Regions from separate parts of the Homo sapiens genome. Here region 1 is linked to region 2. The links are chromatin contacts, found by Hi-C or POLR2A ChIA-PET in ENCODE. All regions are on one chromosome and are shown on one strand. Each heading gives the region's core, a stretch centred on a gene start or an enhancer-like site at or near the end of the contact. The rest is flanking DNA. Distances are from core to core; before and after follow the strand shown.

Region 1 (6,567 bases), core at 1,072-3,571, 1.1 Mb before region 2:
CACTGCAACCTCCACCTCCTGGGTTCAAGCAATTCTCTGCCTCAGCCTCCCCAGTAGCTAGGATTACAGGCGCCTGCCACCACGCCCCGCTAATTTTTTGTATTTTCAGTAGAGACGGAGTTTCACCATCTTGGCCAGGCTGGAAGAGTTCAGGCCACCCCTGAACTCCAGACCTTGTGATCCACCCGCCTCGGCCTCCCAAAGTGCTGGGATTACAGGCATGAGCCATGGCGCCCAGCCTTCTTTTCTTTTTTATAAAGAGAGACAGGGTTTTTCCACGTTGCCTAGGCTGGTCTCAAACTCCTAAGCTCAGACAATCTACATGCCTAGGCCTCCTAAAGTGCTGCGATTACAGGCGTGAGCCACTGTGACCCGCCTCTGTAGAAGCCTTTTAATGTGGAGGGAGGAGGGTGGGTAAAATCACTTGTGTTGAGAGTCTGCCGGTGTTTTGTTTGTTTGTTTGTTTGTTTGTTTGTTTTTGAGACGGAGTCTTGCTCTGCCGGCCAGGCTGGAGTGCAGTGGCGCGACGTTGGCTCACTGAAACCTCCATCCCCCCGGATTCAAGTGATTCTCCTGCCTCAGCCTCCTGAGTAGCTGGGATTACAGGCGCCTGCCACCATGCCCGGCTAATTTTTATATTTTTAGTAGAGACGGAGTTTCACCATCTTGGCCAGGCTGGTCTTGAACTCCTGACCTCATGATCCACCTGCCTCAGCCTCCCAAAGTGCTGGGATTACAGGTGTGAGCCACCACGCCTGGCCCTTTTTTGTTTAAGACAGAGTCTCACTCTGTTGCCCAGGCTGGAGTGCAATGGCATGATCTCAGCTCACTGTAACCTCCAACTCCCAGATTCAAGCAATTCTCGTGCCTCAGCCTCCCAAGTAGCTGGGATTACAGGCACGCACTACCACACCCAGCTAATTTTTGCATTTTTGGTAGAGACAGGGTTTTGCCATGTTGGTCAGGCTGGTCTTAACTCCTGGCCTCATGTGATCCACCTGCCTCAGCCTCCCAAAGTGCTGGGGTCGTGATGACATCACTGCACTCCAGCCTGGGCGACAGTGAGACCTTGAGCAAAAACAAAGAGCGTTCCTGTGCTAAAGGGGACTAGACTGGGACCCTGCCTTTCCGGGTTTGGCTCTTCAGGGCCATTATTAATTATCCCACACAAGGGCCATCCTTGAAAGAGGATACCGGTGTGTTAGCAGCAAACACCAACAGCAGAGGTTATCAGGTTATCAAGGTAGTAACCGGCAGCATGAGCAACACCTGGAGACGGGGTAGCAATGCCAATTCTGGGGCCTGCCCTAGAGCTAAAAGAACCAGAAGCTGAGGGTGGGGGCAGCAATCTGCGTTTAAACAAGCTGGCCAAGAGGATCCCATACACACCAAAAATTCAGAACCACTTCAGCCTCACTTCAGCCTGTTGGAGGGCGAAACTGCAGTCTACCTGGAGTTTCATAAAGGTTTTGAAATAGGTGCGGAAGTTAGGGAAAGGATGGGCTAATAAAAGACATGGCAAATATTTAAAATGCATTCACTTTACCCTCAACAGCAGGAAGCTACGGGCATCTAAGAGAGAGCCTGCAAGGGGGAGATGCCCCGGTGGATGAGGAACCAATAGACACTCTGCCCCCTTTTCCTCTTTTCCTAGGTGGGGAACACAAAGTCCAGCGAGGCCAAACCCCCGCTCGCACCGCTGATGGGGTCTCTCTCCCCTCAGGCCAGGGCGCAGCGGCCCCACCGCAGCTCGGGCTTTCAGAGCCCGGGCGTGAAGCCAAGCTGGCCTCAGGTCGCGGCTCTTTGAGAGCGCGAGTGGGAACAGTGCCCTCCGGCCGGGCTCGTCAGCAGCTGGCCACAGCAGCATCTGAGAGGCGTCCTCGGCTAGTGTGCACCTCCCTAGGAACCCACGTATCCAACCCGGCTCGGGGCCGTCTGCTCCAGCCGCTGGAGCCCGGCCTTCTGAGAATGAAGACTTCCCATCCCCCTCCGTCTCCCCTCCTGCACGGCGGACCCCCTGAGCCCTAGCGAAACTACAAAGCCCACAATCCCTGGGATGCGCGCGCTGTCTTCTGGGAGATGTAGTCCTGGATGCGGGGCGCCCCTAGCGACCCAGCGCCCGCTGGACTCCATATCCCAGCATGCCGGCGCGCGTGCGGGGGGCGGAGGGAGGGAGAGACGGGGAGGATGTGAATGGGGTGGGGGCAGTCGCCCCTGTCCCCCACCCTTCCCTTCAAGCCGGGCAGGGGTGGGGGGAGGGGCCGGGCTGAGGCGGCGGCGGCGGCGGCGCTCGGGGAGGGTTGGGCCAGGCAAGGGCGGGACTAGCCCACGGCGGGCGGACGAGAGAGCTGCGAGCTAACGGGTCCGGACGACGGCGGCGGCGGCGGCGGCGGCGGCGACGGCTTTCTGCGCGGGCGGCGGCGGCGGCCGGAGCGGCGAGCATGGCCCGCGCGGCGCCGGGCGCTGACTGAGGTGCGCGGGTGGGATGAGGGCGGGCGGGATGCAGAGCGCCCCGGGCCCCCGGCTGCCCAGACCTCCCCTGCGCGGGCAGCTGGCGCGGCCCAGCGGCCCAGACCGGCCCGTTCCAGCCCGGCAACTTCCCCCGGGTCGGGGCGCCGGGCTCCCTCGTGTGGGCGGGGGTCCGCGCGCGTTGGCCTCATTCCGGATCCCCGCCTTCTGCTTTGCACGTCCAGCCGCTCCCAGCCTCCCAGGGCTCCCGCTCCGCTCCTTTGCCGGCAGCCCCCAACCCCAACCCCAGCCCCAGCCCCAGCCCTCGGAAGAGCTCTCTGCCCTGGTCCCGACTTCCAGTCCACTCCCTAGTTCGTACCGCTAACCCTGGGTCTCCCGGCCTCTGCTCCACCTGGGAGACCCCGGCCCCACTCTTGGCCAGAGCCTGTCTGCCCCATCAGCTCCTCTTTCCTCTCTCCCCTGTGATCTTTCCCCTACCTGGCACTGCCCCCTAACCATCCTCAGTGGCCCAGTTCTCACGGCTCGACCTTCCTACTTTGGGGAAACTGAGGCACGGCTGAAGCCAGAAACTTGGCCAAAGCGCCAGTCCCGTGGAGGCTGGTCTGAACCTCGTCTCTCCTCTCTCCTGTTCCTTCTCTGCCTTGGAATGGAAGTCATTTCTTACCCCCAGTCATTCCCCTGTGACTGGACCAAACTTCCCACCCCCTGCTACAGCTCTGGGCTGAGCTCACTTGAGTCTCCCCTTAGCTTCCTGCCGCTCCTGTTGGCCTTCCCTCCTTCGCATAACCCACTCCGGGTTCCCTCTGCCTGTAGAGGAGTCAGCACCAATTGCTTGCTTGCTCAAGTTAGCCTTTCGATTTATCTTTTGCCAACTGCATCCATCTCCCGTCTCCCATCTTCCCTCTTGCTTTACAGCTGCGTAAAGGAGCGGAGGATTGAGTCAAAGGTGGTGTTGGAGAAAGGGGCTAGAGAGGTGCTGGGGGCAGGCAGGGACCTGGGGCCTCTTTTCAGTCAAAGCCTCCGGGGGAGTACAGGGCACTCTGGGACCTCTGGCCAGTAACACACTCCCGCCTCGTCTTTGGGACGGATGTTTGGAAGCTGGTTGGCCACCCCTTCCTTGCCTGGTGGGCTCTGAAGCCCTTCTCAGGTGGAAGGTATCGCTGGTTTTTAGAGAGATGGTGGCATAAGAGGAGTCTGGGAGACCACACCCCTAAGCTTCATCTTGCTTCTGCTGCTAACTTTGGAGGGGTTGCCCTTTCAGGGAGGGATGCCTGCTGGCTGCCCTGATCTCTCTGTGGAGGAAGGCACAGAGTATGTGGGCGGTGATCTCAAGTTTAGTCGTGGGACTCAGGATTTAGAGGGAACGAGGGCTCAGAGAGGTGGCACAGATTTGCCTGTATTATTCAGGTTTTTTGTTTTGTCCTCTTCAGATTTTTTTTTTTTTGCGGGGGGGGCAGAGGGGGATAGTCATCCATTCTACCCCAATCCCCAGTTTCCCAGTGGGTTGGGTGGAGGAAAGGAGGGACAGGAGGCTCTAGGAGTTATGTGGGTTCCTGAAGGAGCAATCTTGATCTGAACCAGATGGTTCACTGCTTCAGCAACCCCCTTCCCAGCCCTCCCCCTTGGCTGTGAATTGGATGCTTTTAACCTTGTAACTTGAGAATGGAGGAAGGGAGGCCAGGGGGCCAACTGTCTGTGTGGGTGTTTATGTCTGCCTCTGCACCCTTGCTTGCAAGTCTGGCAGGGGCCTGTGGGAGTGACCCTGCCTGGGAGCGCATTGTTGTGATGTGCTGTGGCACGCTGATGGCTCCTGGGAACTTTTGGAGTGCAAATCCCAGATAAAGCCAAGCTTCTGAGAGCCACTGGCTATGGCCTCAGGGGAGCATTTCTACTCCGGCCAAGCCTCAGGGTAAGGACCACTCTTCTCGAGAAGGCACCTGGGATTAAGGAGTCTGCAATACCAGGATTGGGGATTTGGGGAGGCTTGGTTTTTCCATGTCTTTTCATGGCAAAAGAAGACCTGAGGGGTAGGGCCTGGGGAGAGGGGTGGGAAATGGATTATTTTGCGTTGTCCTATACCACATCCTGCCTTATTTTGGCCATATTTGTATACTTCATTTTGGCTCTCATTAGACTGTGGATGCTCTTCAAATGTGTCCTCATTTTCTGAAATACCACCACCTGGCTTGGTCCTTAGCACCTAGTGGGTGTTCAGTAAATGAATTACAGCGGAAGGTCTCATGGTTACAGGTTTAGGGAAGGATTCTTCACATTTGACTGAGAGTCATAGTCTCCTGGAGAGCTGGTTAAGGCACAGATTGTGTGTGTGTGAGGGGACTCCAGAGTTTTATGGTTTAATCTTGGTGGAGCCTATATTTTGCATCTCTCTCCAGCTCCCTAGGGCTAACACTTTGAGAACCACTGGTTTGGGGTCATCACAATTTCTTGAGAGATTAATCCAAGCAGATGCGAAGTCTTTTTTTTTTTTTTTTTCTTTTTTTGAGACGAAGTCTCACTCTGTTGCCCAGGCTGGAGTGCAGTGGCATGATCTCGGCTCACTGCAGCCTCTGCCTCCAGGGTTCAAGCAATTCTCTTGTCTCGGCCTTGTTGGCCACCCCTTCCTGGGGTGACAGGAACCTAGGATTACAGGCATACGCCACGACACCCCGCTACTTTTTGTATTTTTAGTAGAGACGGGGTTTCACCATGTTTGCCAGACTGGTTTCGAACTCCTGACCTCAGGTGATCCGCCCGCCTTGGCCTCCCAAAGTGCTGGGATTACAGGCGTGAGTCACCGCTCCTGGCCAGATGTCTTTTTTTTTTTTTGAGATAGAGTCTTGCTCTGTCACCCAGGCTGGAGTGCAGTGGTGTGATCTCAGCTCACTGCAACCTCCGCCTCCCAGGTTCAGGCTATTCTCCTGCCTCAGCCTCCCAAGTAGCTGGGATTATAGGTATCTGCCACCATGCCCGGCTGATTTTTGTATTTGTAGTAGAGATGGGGTTTCTTCATGTTGGCCAGGCTGGTCTCGAACTCCTGACCTCAGGTGCTCCGCCCGCCTCAGCTTCCCACTGTTGGGATTAGAGGCGTGAGCTACTCCGCCCAGCTAGATGTAGTCTTTTTTATTTTATTTTATTTTATTTTATTTTATTTTATTTTGAGACGAGGTTTCCCTCTTGTTGCCCAGGCTGGAGTGCAATGGCGAGATCTCGGCTCACTGCAACCTCTGCCTCCCAGGTTCAAGCGATTCTCCTGTCTCAGCCTCTGGAATAGCTGGGATTACAGGCATGCACCACCATGCCCGGCTAATTTTTGTATTTTTTTAAAATTTATTTTATTTTTTATTTTATTTTTTGAGATAGAGTTTCACTCTTGTTGCCCAGGCTGGAATGCAATGGCACGATGTCGGCTCACCGCAACCTCCACCTCCCGGGTTCAAGTAATTCTCCTGACTCAGCCTCCCAAGTAGCTGGGATTACAGGCATGCGCCACCACGCCCATCTAATTTTTTTGTATTTTTAGTAGAGATGGAGTTTCTCCATGTTGGTCAGGCTGGTCTCAAACTCCTGACCTCAGGTGATCCGCCCGCTGGAGCCTCCGAAAGTGCTGGGATTACAGGCGTGAACCACTGCGCCCAGCCAGCTAGATGTAAAGTCTTAAGAGGGACTTTCTTCCACCTTACTTCCCCACCAGGCTGTTCTGGCAGCTGTACTGGTTTGGCTTTTCTTTCATTCTGATGTTGCCCAGGATTGGTAATGACTGGGGGGACACTGCCCCACGGTTATTTGAAGCAAGGCCCCACAACCAAGCAGGAAATTTAGGAGCCATGGCTTTGGAAAAGGGTGGCTGTGTGAAGATATCGAAGCAAATTGCTGAACCGGGCCCTCGTCTGGCCTGTGCCTGTTTCCCCAACCAAGTGGGTTGGGGTGCCTGCCAAGTAAAGTCCTGCCATGGCTGCACACTGGACAGGATACCTGGGAGTCTTTGAAATTTAGAAATGCAGGAGGCATCACTTACATTGTGCTTTGCAAAGCATTTTCCAACTGTTGTTTTACAGGTCAGTGGAACATTTATAAGGCAGATACAGACCCAGGTAGGGT
Region 2 (6,536 bases), core at 2,647-5,146:
GGTGGCTCAGACCTGTAATCTCAGCACTTTGGGAGGCCTAGGCGGGAAGACTGCCTGAGCCCAGGAGTTTGAGACCAGCCTGGCCAACATGGCAAAACCCTGTCGCTACAAAAAAATAAAAAAATAATAATTGGCCAGATATGGTGGCATGTACCTGTAGTCCCGGCTACTCAGGAGGCTGAGGAAGGAGGATCACTGGAGCCCAGGAGGTCGAGGCTGCGGTGAGCCATGATCACACCACTGCACTCTGGCCTGGGTGACAGAGCAAGATCTTGTCTCAAAAAAAAAAACCTTGCTAGCTTGATTGGCATGTGTCAGGCAATTTTTTTTTTTTTTGAGACTGAGTTTCGCTCTTTTCGCCCAGGCTGGCATGCAATGGCATGTTCTCGGCTCACTGCAACCTCCACCTCCTTGGTTCAAGTGATTCTCCTGCCTCAGCCTCCCAAGTAGCTGGGATTACAGGTGCCCACCACCATGCCCGGTTAATTTTGTATTTTTAGTAGACATGGGGTTTCACCATGTTGGCCAGGCTGGTCTTGAACTCCTGAACTCAGGTGGTCCTCCCACCATGGCCTCCTAAAGTGCTGGGATTACAGGCGTGACCCACCGTGCCTGGCCAGTTATTATTATCATTATTATTATTACTATTGTTATTTTAAGACAGAGCTCACTCTATCCAGGCTGGAGTGTAGTGGTACCATCTCAGCTCACTGCAACCTCTGCCTCCCAAGCGATTCTCATGTCTTGGCTTCCCAAAGTGCTGGGATTACAGTCGTGAGCCACCGCACCCAGCATTGTCAGACATTATTTACAGGCCTTATTTCATCTTTATTTTTTAAGACGGAGTCTGGCTCTGTTGCCCAGGCTGGAGTGCGGTGGCGGGATCCTGGCTCACTGCAACCTCCGCCTCCCAGGATCAAGCAATTCTCCTGCCTCAGCCTCCCGAGTAGCTGGGATTACAGGCTTCAGCTACCACACCCAGTTAATTTTTGTATTTTTAGTACAGATGGGGTTTCACCATGTTGGCCAGGTTGGTCTCCAACTCCTGACCTCAGGTTATCCACCCACCTTGGCCTCCGAAAGTGCTGGGATTACAGGTGTCAGCCACAGCGCCCGGCCGGTATAAGCTGTTTTTATTAACTCATCCAGGACCTGCCTAGAAAGTCTCCTACTCTCCTCTATCAAAAAAAACTCATTTTTCTTTTATTTTTTCAAAATTAAGGTATGACTTACATAAAGTGCGCAAATCATAAGTGTCCTGCTTGATGGATTTTCTCCTCATTTTTCAAAGTCCCATCATCCTCTGGTTATCCCAAAATCATTCTCTTCTTTATCTACCACAAATACCCAACTGTCTCTTTAAGGGAACTTCTTTGAAAACCTTAAGTGCTTCCTGCTTTCCTGTAATCCCAGCTACTCGGGAGGCTGAGGCAGGAGAATCAATTGAACCTGGGAGATGGAGGTTGCAGTGAGCCGAGATTGCGCCATTACACTCAAGCCTGGGCGACAAGAGCAAAACTCTGTCTCAAAAAACAAACAAACAAACAAAAAACAGTTTACACTTACTGAGCCCTTACCACAAGCTGAGCCCTTCGCTAAAGGCATTAGAAATAGCAACTCATTGACTTTTCGTATAATTTCCAAGAGGTACCTTCATTATTTGTGCTTGACAGATGTGGAAACAGAGGCACAGAGACAGTTAAGGGATTTGTTCAAGGTTACACAGCTAGCAAGTAGAGGAGTTAGCACTGGCCAGGCGCAGTGGCTCACGCCTATAATCTCAGCACTTTGGGAGGCCACAATGGGTGGATCACTTGAGGCCAGGAGTTCGAGACAGCGTGGCCAACATGGTGAAACCCCGTCTCTACTAAAAATACAAAAATTAGCCAGGCGTGGTGGCACACGCCTGTAATCCCAGCTACTCGGGAGGCTGAGGCAGGAGAATCACTTGAACCCGGGAGGCGGAGGTTGCAGTGAGCCAAGATCGTGCCACTGCACTCCAGCCTGGGCAACAGAACAAGACTCTGTCTCAGAAAAAAAAAAAAAAAGTTAGAATTGAAAGGCAAGTGATTTGGCACCAGGCATAGTAGCTCAACCCTGAAATCCCCAGCACTTTAGGAGACCAGGGTGGGAGGAGTGCTTGAGGCCAGGAGTTCGAGACCAGCCTGGGCAACACGGCAAGACCCCTAATTCTACGAAAAAAAATTTCAAATTACCCAGGCATGGTGGCACACGCTGGTAGTCTTAGCTACTTGGGAGGTTGAGGCAGGAGGATCACTTGAGCCCAGGAGTTCAAGGCTGCAGTGAGCACGATTGTGCCACTGCACTCCAACCTGCATTACAGAGTGAAACTTTCTCAAAAAAACTAAAATAAAGGCAAGTGATTTGGTTCCTGGTTAAGGCAAGCAGGCTGGAATGGAAAAGCAGCCATGGGCCGGGCGCAGTGGCTCACGCCTGTAATCCCAGCACTTTGGGAGACCGAGGCGGGCGGATCACGAGGTCAGGAGATGGAGACCATCCTGGCTAACACAGTGAAACCCCGTCTCTACTAAAAATACAAAAAATTAGCTGGGCATGGTAGTGGGCGCCTGTAGTCCCAGCCACTCGGGAGGCTGAGGCAGGAGAATGGCATGAACCCAGAGGCGGAGCTTGCAGTGAGCCGAGATCGTGCCACTGCACTCCAGCTTGGGCGACAGAACGAGATTCCATCTCAAGAAAAACAAAGAAAAAAAAGAAAAGCAGCTATGATCACCAAAGATCAGTCAGACCTAGAGGCCTCTTCTCTCATCCCGGAACGTGTACCTCATAGAACTTTTGGCTTTCCAGGATACTATACATATTAAGGTCCTGATATTAATTCACAGGTCCAGCATGGGATTCACATCCTCAAGGACATGGCCACCTGCACTTCTGAGTTGTCTTTGAGTGGCCCCAAACTGGATCTTTGCAGGTTCCAGACTAGTGGGGCTGGTAGGACAATCTTTGAAGCTAGACCAGTTACTGGGCCTCTCAGGAAGAGGCACCCACAACCACCATCCTGAACTAAGGTCTGAGCTGGAGGTTCTCCATTTGGTCAAGTGCCAGTTGGTGAATTCCAAGAGTATCAGAGATATCTGAAAGTGACTCAGACCCTCTATGGGACTATGGGTGGTCCTTTTGCTTATTTTTCTAATTGTTCTACAACAAAATGTGTTATTTTTGTGATTACAAAGAGTATATGTCTAGCGGCTGGGTTGCCAGGTGCATTCTATTTATTGGTATCACACTGGTCTTTGCTTTATAATTACAGTATTTGTTAAAATACAAATTTGTTTAAAGACTTTCCTCTGTGTATGCTCTCTTCCACAATTTTCAAAGTGTTTAATAAGGTGCACATATTTGGTTTTCTTTTTTTTCTTTTCTTTTTTTTGAGACGGAGTTTCGCTCTTGTTGCCCAGACTGGAGTGCAATGGCGCGATCTCGGCTCACCGCAACCTCCGCCTCGCGGGTTCAAGCGAGTCTCCTGCCTCAGCCTCCTGAGTAGCTAGGATTACAGGCATGCGCCACCACGTCTGGCTAATTTTGTATTTTTAGTAGAGATGGGGTTTCTCCATGTTGGTCAGGCTGGTCTCGAACTCCCGACCTCAGGTGATCCACCCGCCTCAGCCTCCCAAAGTGCTGGGATTACAGGCGTAGAGCCACCGATCCCGGCCTGTTTTTCAGTCTCTAATACACTGTTCCGCGTCCCTAGCATAGTAGCTGTTTTCTGTAAATTCGGAGCGAAGTTGACTGCAAAACCCGCCGGGTTCACCGGCCTGGGCGGTGTGGACTTCAAGCCCCAGGAGGCATTGCGGCCGGCACATCGGGAACTACGGCGTCTGAGAAGGGGGCCGGGCCCTCCGGTCCTTTCCCTCCCAGAAGCCCGCGGGCGGCTCGGAACGCTGTTTCTATCATGGCCGCGGGAGCCGGGACGGCGGGCCCCGCTTCCGGCCCGGGCGTCGTGCGTGACCCAGCGGCGTCACAGCCGAGGAAGCGGCCCGGCCGGGAGGGCGGGGAGGGCGCGCGGCGATCGGACACGATGGCGGGAGGAGGCGGGAGTAGCGACGGCAGCGGGCGGGCAGCTGGCAGGCGGGCGTCCCGCAGTAGCGGGCGGGCCCGGCGGGGGCGCCACGAGCCGGGGCTGGGGGGCCCGGCGGAGCGCGGCGCGGGGGAGGCACGGCTGGAAGAGGCAGTCAATCGCTGGGTGCTCAAGTTCTACTTCCACGAGGCGCTGCGGGCCTTTCGGGGTAGCCGGTACGGGGACTTCAGACAGATCCGGGACATCATGCAGGGTGAGGGCCGGGCCGGGGGAGGGGGGTTGGAGCGCCGGGGAAGGGGGTCCGGGGGACCGGGAGTCGGGACTGGGGGTCGCCCAGCCAACGATGTCTTCTCTCCCAGCTTTGCTTGTCAGGCCCTTGGGGAAGGAGCACACCGTGTCCCGATTGCTGCGGGTTATGCAGTGTCTGTCGCGGATTGAAGAAGGGGAAAATTTAGGTATGGCTATTTTTGTGTTCTTCTCTGGGCTTACTTGCGTAGGGTTTTGTTTTAAAACTTATATCTAGAACTGAAGGATTCCAGGTTAAAGTGCGATAGTTTCCATCAGAGTGGTCTTTTTCATTCTACGATGGGTCTGTTTTCTGGCTCGACTGGCTCTAGTTTTCTCCGGTTAAGGTTGTCTTGGCTGCTTTTCTGTGTTTTTTTTAAATCTTCTCCCACCTGTTAATTGCTCACCCCAACTTTGCTCCTGTCTAAAGTGAGTTATGTTCATATGGACATCTTTTTTCCCCCATGGTAGAGAGTTTTTCAGAGTGGAAGTACTCTGACATTTTTCCCCTCTGAATTTAACTTGAAAGCTATTTAGCTGTTGTCAGTTTCTTGCCACTCGTATCTGAGGAGGATGGGTATATTCTGAATTTGAGAGGCAAATGCAGGTATTTAAAAATAATTTTTTTGCCTGTCTTGACAGGTGTTAAAAAATGGTCACGTTAAATTCATTGATTTGAATTTGGACCCTTATCGTGTATGTCAACCTGTAGCAAATATGTCAAAAAATTAAATGCAAATCTTACCATATTTGCATGCTCCATTTCCATAAATATATATATATAATTTTTGGACATAACTTTTTTACCCTTAGAAAAGAGCTTAAAAATGAAAACTGTGCTTTGTCCTAGACTGTTCCTTTGATATGGAGGCTGAGCTCACACCACTGGAATCAGCTATCAATGTGCTGGAGATGATTAAAACGGAATTTACACTGACAGAAGCAGTGGTCGAATCCAGTAGAAAACTGGTCAAGGAAGCTGTAAGGCTCTATTTTTATATCTTTTTTCTTTGACCAAAAATCAAGGGTCTTTGAGGATACAGCACTTACTCTTTACTGTGTGGGGCAGAGGAAAACAGCAATGGGGAGAGATTGAGCAAGCAAGAAAGCACACACACAGACGTTATTTCTTCAGGTGTCTCCTTTCCCACCCAGGCTTGGGAAGTAATGGCAGTTGCTCAGTTTTTGTGATTTGGGTGGTCTTCCTTGTGGCTTTGGCATTGAAGCTCTGACATTTTGGAGGTTACTGCACCATTCGGGAGCACTCTACAAGGGCCTTAAGTAACTCTGGCCTAGGGTTTGGTCACCCTTGTTTATAATAAACCAAGGAGATAAACTGGGGCCTTGGAAAATGTGGTACTGACTTTGAGTTCTTTCTGTCTGCAGAAAGAGGGGCTTAGAGAATATCCCTTTTGAACAGATAGATTAGAATCAGAGGTGCTGGGATAATGAGCCAGCTAGCAAAATAGTAATGGTAGAAGAATGATAGAAATCCGGCACAGGCAGTGTTCTTGAATTCAAGAAAAAAGCTAATGGAGTGTCTAGGAATTTGGGATTGTCACTGTGTTGTGGCTCAGGTAGCTTCAAACAGTAGAAATTATTTTAATTTAAAACATAGAAGTGGCTGTGGGAACCAGTTAGAAAAAGATTTTTCTTCCCCCAAAACCAAGGCTGGGGGGTGTGGAAGCAGATGCAGAGGTGAAGATGGAAAACATCAGCTAAGCATTGCCCTGGTGGTAGAAAATAGGGAAATGGTTAAGAAAAGAGCACCCCTAAAAGGATGGGATCCCAAAGATGGGGGTGGGGTAGAAAGAAAAACCTTGCTTCACAAGGAAAACCTGTCTCTTGGCTGTGTACATTGTACTTGGGTACCCTATTAAAAAACAACTAGTGTGCATGAGGTGCACATATTTTATTTATTTAATTAAGGACCTTGGGCAGATACTACTTTTGGTCTGGTAAAGAAATGCTTAAATATTAGTCATTTCCAAGGAAGAATAATTTCAAGAGTACATTTTTAGTATAGGAAAATCAGGTTTAGGTTGAGGGGAGGCATATGCCAGAATAGACATTATCAAGGGAGGAGAAATTCATGCCTACTTTCAGAACTGTTAAGGATCTTTTGAATGGGTACCAGTTTAGAATAATTCATTTAACTTCTATTAAGTACACATTGAGTATCCCTTATCCAAAA

The links. A loop is a pair of places that touch in the nucleus more often than their neighbours do. ChIA-PET counts read pairs that join two places held with the same protein, here RNA polymerase II (POLR2A). Pooled maps may share reads with other maps.
Region 1: a loop to region 2 is called in a map of naive thymus-derived CD4-positive, alpha-beta T cell, with 9 times the contacts of the local background. The contact joins the promoter of ST3GAL2 here to the promoter of TERF2 in region 2. A Hi-C loop is called at or near these places in 1 of 168 maps with a recorded cell type or tissue (naive thymus-derived CD4-positive, alpha-beta T cell) and 7 of 50 pooled maps. POLR2A ChIA-PET finds 5 or more read pairs at or near these places in 1 of 52 experiments (CD4-positive, alpha-beta T cell).

What each region holds. Positions count from the first base shown.
Region 1 is chr16:70,434,854-70,441,420 of GRCh38, reverse strand. It overlaps ST3GAL2 (ST3 beta-galactoside alpha-2,3-sialyltransferase 2), which reads left to right and starts at 2,321. Exons shown (of 7, transcript NM_006927.4): 1 at 2,321-2,472. RefSeq lists silencers at 2,170-2,349, 2,450-2,649 and an enhancer at 4,190-4,369.
Region 2 is chr16:69,383,367-69,389,902 of GRCh38, reverse strand. It overlaps TERF2 (telomeric repeat binding factor 2), which reads left to right and starts at 3,896. Exons shown (of 10, transcript NM_005652.5): 1 at 3,896-4,310; 2 at 4,417-4,512; 3 at 5,193-5,323. The coding sequence starts at 3,932. RefSeq lists a silencer at 3,901-4,280.